Regions from separate parts of the Homo sapiens genome. Here region 1 is linked to region 2. Evidence: chromatin loops called from intact Hi-C (ENCODE). Cell type or tissue: dorsolateral prefrontal cortex. All regions are shown on one strand. Each heading gives the region's core, and the rest is flanking DNA. Links, peaks and the distances in the headings are about the cores only. Region 1 overlaps NFIA (nuclear factor I A). Region 2 has its middle 33 kb from the start of NFIA.

Evidence for each region. Hi-C counts contacts between places; a loop is a spot of excess contacts. Peaks named below come from ENCODE experiments on the same cell type or tissue, not always from the same donor. Only the 100,000 strongest peaks of a DNase experiment are listed, where the experiment ranks them.
Region 1: it touches region 2 in a loop (2.6-fold over the local background); 12 of 110 quality-filtered maps call a loop at or near these places.

The regions. Positions count from the first base shown.
Region 1 is chr1:61,273,709-61,276,617 of GRCh38, forward strand. The region is part of intron 2 of NFIA (nuclear factor I A); the gene reads left to right. Among named protein-coding and RNA genes, the nearest start is that of NFIA-AS1, 22 kb to the left of the region's middle. In dorsolateral prefrontal cortex, for the core only: a CTCF peak has its summit at 1,497; a DNase peak (open chromatin) is centred at 1,449; H3K4me3 peaks cover 2,500 bases; H3K27ac peaks cover 2,500 bases.
Region 2 is chr1:61,048,552-61,051,460 of GRCh38, forward strand. No RefSeq gene overlaps it. Among named protein-coding and RNA genes, the nearest start is that of NFIA, 33 kb to the right of the region's middle. In dorsolateral prefrontal cortex, for the core only: CTCF peaks have their summits at 1,511 (motif pointing right) and 1,716; DNase peaks (open chromatin) are centred at 1,500 and 2,170; H3K4me3 peaks cover 1,684 bases; H3K27ac peaks cover 2,231 bases.

The sequences.
Region 1 (2,909 bases), core at 226-2,725, 230 kb after region 2:
TCTCAGATGGTTTGAACTCACCTTACTACAGCATAATATTAATCACACTGTAAGAGATACATTTGCAATGAAAGAGGGACTGGAGAGGACAAAGTGTTTAATTCTAGGTGAAAGGGAAGATTTAGCAATATTCTATCTTTGTTTATTGCCTAAAGAACATAAAATACATGGAAGGGATATTTATATTTTTGCCTCACTCATTTTACCATACTAACATGTTTTTGTCATTCCTCACCTTCCCCAAAGGAATACTGAAGTTTCATTCTGAAGGGGAGTAGACCTGAGGTTTGAGGAGCCGAATATGTGTACATGTAGCAAATCCAGTACAAGGTTTCCGTTCTTGCATTGTACAAGCGTTTGGAAGCAGAGACAAATATGTAGGCATCAGGATTTATTTTATTCCTTTCCCTAGTGATTACGTTGACAGTGAACTATCTTTGTCTGAGTACTCCAGCAATATAGCTGTAGGCGCCATAAAACTGCATAGGTGGATGGCTACCAGTTCAATTAAGAGTTCTTAACCTAGCCTCCCATATGCAAACCCTGTCTATTTTAGGTTTAAATTTCTGCTCATAAATTTTTTAAAAATCCAAAGAAACATTGCTTTTCAAGGTTAGGTTGAAGTCTAAGTTTCCTTAAACAAAAAGCAAATCCCTAGATAGGGAAAAAAAATTGATAACCCTAATGTACTTCCTTACAAGAGCATTTCCAACCCCATCCTTTAAACACAGTGTAAGTAAAATTCTCTTCATTGTAATATACAGATCTTCTGGCTTTCAACCAGTAAGCCAGAGAAACTCACTGGTATGGGAGACTCAGATACAAGAAGAACATCCAGTTCTATGCAGTTGGGTTTGTTTTCTGAGGTTCCTAATTATTTAAGGTGGTAGAAATCAATCAACCACGTGATATTTGTCCGAAAGAGTAAGACACAAAGTTACCTTGGCTTCTGACAGGTGTCTATGGAGTATATAAAGGAGAAAAGTGAATTAATTGTTAACCTTCTTGATAGTGTTTTAATGCAAATGTTTGAGAAAGAGATCTTTCATTTGTATCAATTATACCTGGGTAGAAATTAATTTATAATTTTGGTCATCTGGTTGGCTCCACACTTAACAGCATCAGTGACCTTTTGCAATACCAGAAAGAGTGTCCATGCATCCTCAGCAGAGAATAGCACTAAGACTGGGTAGTTTTGCTCCTTCTTGGCTGAAAAAGAAAATGGTATTGAACGGCCGAGGGTAGAAAATAATTATTGAAGTTTTGAGATCATATGCATTTTCTTGTAGATCTTTGGCTTTGCTTGCCCCTTAGCAGGATGGTGCATTTTAGTATGCAGTCCTCAGATGGATAGCGGTGTCTCCAGCTTTTGAATAAAACTAGAAAAATTAAATTCCGTTTTCAGTTTGGCTGGATGCCTTCTCCAGTGTTTGTATCTGAGCTTTCACGAGAATGCGGCGGCCCCTTGCAGACCAACTCTGAGCATTTTCTTGCCACTCACTCCTTTGCTGTTGGTTTGCTTATTTTTCTGTGGCTTGGAATTTTAAACTTTCTTTGGACATACCTAATATTCATCTTTTATTGTTGTTCATGTTTTCTATTATTATGCTATGTATCTGTAAAGGTAGGTGACAAATTTAAACAAAAAGTGAAAAGAAGAAAGAAGTCTGCTTTCAGATTAAATAAAAAAAATTTAGGGTCTTTCCTGATCCCTTTTTGCTTTAATATTCATGGATAAATATCGGAAAAGTAATTGGCTATTGTATATCTAATAATTGAGATAAAACTATTTTCCATTTATTCATAGAGAAGTGATTAATTATAAAGATATTACACATAGAAGTAGTACATGGATAGAGATGTATGTTTGCTAGTATTATTCCAAAGAAAATATTATGTTTGGCAAAATTTTATGTATCTGTTTCGGGACATGATCAAGAATTTTAATTTTCCCTAAAACAAAATTAGATATTTTGCTTTCATTTTAGTTATAGAAATTAATGGTTTAAGATTTTCCAGAACAAAAACAATGGAGGCATGTCTTTCTCCTAAAATACATTGAATTACTACTCAAAATATTTAATGTGTAATTTCTAATGGCAAAATTATAGGCTTGTTTCCTAGAAGAAAAAGAAGGTAGTCATGCTGTATTTTTTAATTGTTTGTGATATATATAATATTAATTTATGTAGTTAAAATTTTAAATATGGGTCAATGTAAATTTGTTTGCATTTCTAATTTTTAGTCTAGGTTTTGTATTTTTGTAGTTTATTCTGAAGGATTTCTTTAAAGGTTTTTGGCATATAATAATACATTTTGTTTGTGTCTTCTCTGTGGCAATTGTTACAGAACGATAAAAGCTGTCACTTTGCCAGACTCAAATAAAAATTCACTTTTTAGCATCTTCTGTTATTTAAACCTTTGAATCAACATAGAATTTTTGCTATAGTCACCAGGTTAAGATTATCTGAAAATTTTAAAATGGATATTTTTTGCTATAGCACTTTCTTATAAGTAAAATCTTCGTTTGCTTAAAAGCAGGGAGTCTTTTAAAGTAATAAATTAGCATTTCTAGACCTAAGGTCACTAGTAGTGCCACTTCTTTCTGCAGCATCTCCAAGAAAGAGAAGGGTGATGCTATAACTCAGTTGCTATAGAAGTAATATTTTCTGTTTAATCACAGTTAAGTGTCATGACCTTTTGACCTTACATTAAACTTGCAGAAATGTGGTTAAATTTCAGGCAGCTAATTCAAAACCTGTGAAGTCAAGTTGAAGTTAGGATGCAAGCTCTCCGCAGATACAGAGGTTTTGTTGAAAAAAAATTTTTGTGTTTGCTTTTGAACAATGTTGTAAACGACTTCAAGTCTCAGAAAACGCTTTATTTTTAAATCAAAATTTTTCCCCTTG
Region 2 (2,909 bases), core at 205-2,704:
GCCCAGCTTTTTTTTTTTTTTTTTTTTTTTTTTTTTTGTAGAAATGGGTTTCTCTGTGTTGCTCAGGCTGGTCTCCAGCCTCTGGGCTCAAGTGACCCGCGCACCTCCCAAACACTGGGATTACAGGCTTGAGCCACCACATAGCCATTGTCTTTTTTTTTTTTTTTTTTTTCTCTGAGACAGAGTCTCACTCTGTTGCCCAGGCTGGAGCGCAGTGGTGTGATCTCGGCTCACTGCAGCCTCCACCTCCCAGGTTCAAGTGATTCTCCTGCTTGACTACTGAGAAGCTGGGATTACAGATGTACCACCACGCCCAAGTAATTTTTATATTTTTATTAGAGATGGGGTTTCGCCATGTTGGCCAGGCTGGTCTCGAACTCCTGACCTCGGGTGATCCGCCCACCTCGGCCTCCCAAAGAGCTGGGATTACAGATGTGAGCCACAGCACCCGGCCTACAGCCGTTGTCTATGAGGAGATAAGCTAGTTATCAAAACTCCCCATAACCCATCCTGTTTCCTACTCAAACACTGAAACCTCTTAGCTCTCTCCCACTTCCTCTAAGGCCCTAATCTTCAAGGAACAGAAAGAAGCTAAACAGTCTTACAAGTTAGATTTCTTAGAATAAAAGATGGGTTTTCACATTAGAAATAGGTGAAAGTTGGCTGGGTGCGGTGGCTCAGGCCTGTAATCCCAGTAATCCAAGCACTTTGGGAGGTCGAGGCGGGCAGATCACCTGAGATCAGGAGATTGAGACCAGCCTGGCCAACATGGTGAAACGCTGTCTCTACTAAAAAATACAAAAAATTAGTCGGGCATGGTGGCGCGTGTCTGTAGTTCCAGCTACTCAGGAGGCTGAGGCAGGAGAATTGTTTGAGCCAGGGAGGCAGAGGTTGCAGTGAGCCGTGACCGCGCTATTGCACTCCAGCCTGGGAAACAGAGAGAGATTCCGACTCAAAATAAATAAATAAATAATTAAAAACTATTTTTAAAAAAGAAATAGGTGAAAATTCCTTAGAAGGCACCTACAGCTTCTTACCTACATCATCTCATTAAATTCTCACAATGACTCTATCAGACAGGTACCACTATTCCCTCTTTTGAGGGATGAGGAAACAGAGACTCAGGGAGATAAAGTAACTTGCCCAAGGTTACACAGCTATTCTCAAGGAAACGTAGTGCATCCCATGAAAATAGCCTGGAGTCGAGATACTGGAGTCAAAGTGCAGCCAAAATTGTCAGGGTGCAACCTGCCTGTCCAATCAGAGCTGCTACTTCTTTGATACTGGAATCCCCCAATTCCTGAAATTAACACCCAGTTCTCCACTCCCCAAAAGCACACGCTGAGTGCCCTCAGGGCTCTTGCTGTTGCCAACGGACCTATAACTCGGTACAGGCTCAGGCAGCTGAGAGGAGGCTGTGGACACAACAGGCCTTGCTAGGCTTGCTGGGACGGGGCCACATTACTTTGCAGGCGCGTCTTTCTCCTGCCTGCTATCTAGAGCTCGCCTGTAGGTGGCGCCCTGCTTCGCTCAGGGGAATTTGGAGGGCGAGGACACGGGTCACCAGCTGCCTCCCCTGAAGGCCAATTTAAGTTGTCCCCTGGCTTGAACTGAGCGCAGGAACCTCGGTGATGGGGACATGCCCCCCTCCCCGCGCGCTCTTCCTCTCCCAGCCCCCCTGCCCTCCCCTCTCCAGGGGCTGGCGGGCCCGCGCTTCCTCCGAGGTCGGGCTACGCGGCGCGATCTCCAAGCGCTGGGGCCGAGCTTGGCGCTCCGGGGCGGCGCTTCGGTCCCCGACCCTCGGGCCGGCCCGCTGGCCCCCACTCCGCTTCCTCCCGGCACCCGCTTCGCCGGCAGCTGTAGCGGAGGTGGAGGGATGGGGGACTGTGACCCCCGTGAGTGCCGGCGGGGCGGGGCAGCTTTAAAAACTTCTGAAAGGCCTGGTTCAAAGCCTCAAAGGATAGAACTTGGGCCGGAAGGCGGTTTCCACGGAGGGGCCTAAAAGGGGGCTGGGGGTGCACCTGCAGGGCCAGGAGCTGCGGCTTGGGAAGGGGGGCCCGGTCACCGCGAGCGCCGCAGTCCCCGCCCCGCACTCGCCGCCCCTTGGAGCCGCCGCGGCCCCGCCCGGGCCCTGCGCTTTCATCCTCCCCACGGGACAGCGGCCGCGCGGGGCGGGGGCGGCTCTGGCCGGCGCGCTCCCGGCGGGGTCTTCCTTCCCTCCGGCCCCTCCCTGGGAACCCGAGATTTCGCCGCAGAGCTGAACTCCCAGATTTTAACCCCAACCCCCCCGGGCGGGAGGCCGCGGAGAACCGGGAGTCGCGACCGAGGAAGCGTCCCCAGTCACCTCCTAGCCCCCCACACAGAGCCCCGGGGAGGGTGAGGAGGAGGAAGAGCGGGAGGAAGACCCGCGCCGGTGGGTGGGGGCAGGGAGGGGGCGTCCGGGGTCGCAGGGCGGCGCTCCGGAGAGTGGCCCCGGCGGCGTCCGGAGTCGCTGCGGCCGCCGTGCCACCTCGGGCAGGTGGGGGGGGGAATGCGCGGCCGCCGCCAACCAGGGTCGCTCCGCCGTAGACGCCGAGCAGACGCGGTCCGGCGCTCGGCCGGAGAGCCGGCTAAGGGGCTTTTCATTAGCACCGCATTAGGAGGACACTCATCCTCCAGAGTCCTTCCCGTGGAAGCTCTTGAGTGAATTAGGTAAATGATTTGCTCCATTTGTAGTTTCTGAAGATATTTTCTCAGATCTTCAATCGAGCGCTTTAGCCGGGGAGCATATCTGTGGGGGCCTCCTTCCCACTACCTAGGGTCTCACTCGGTGACAATTGCTGAGTCAGTGAGGACGTGTGGGGAAAGGTAAAAGTGGAATTGAGCAAAGCTGAGTAATTTAGCTAAGGAAGAGAAATCGCTACTGAAAA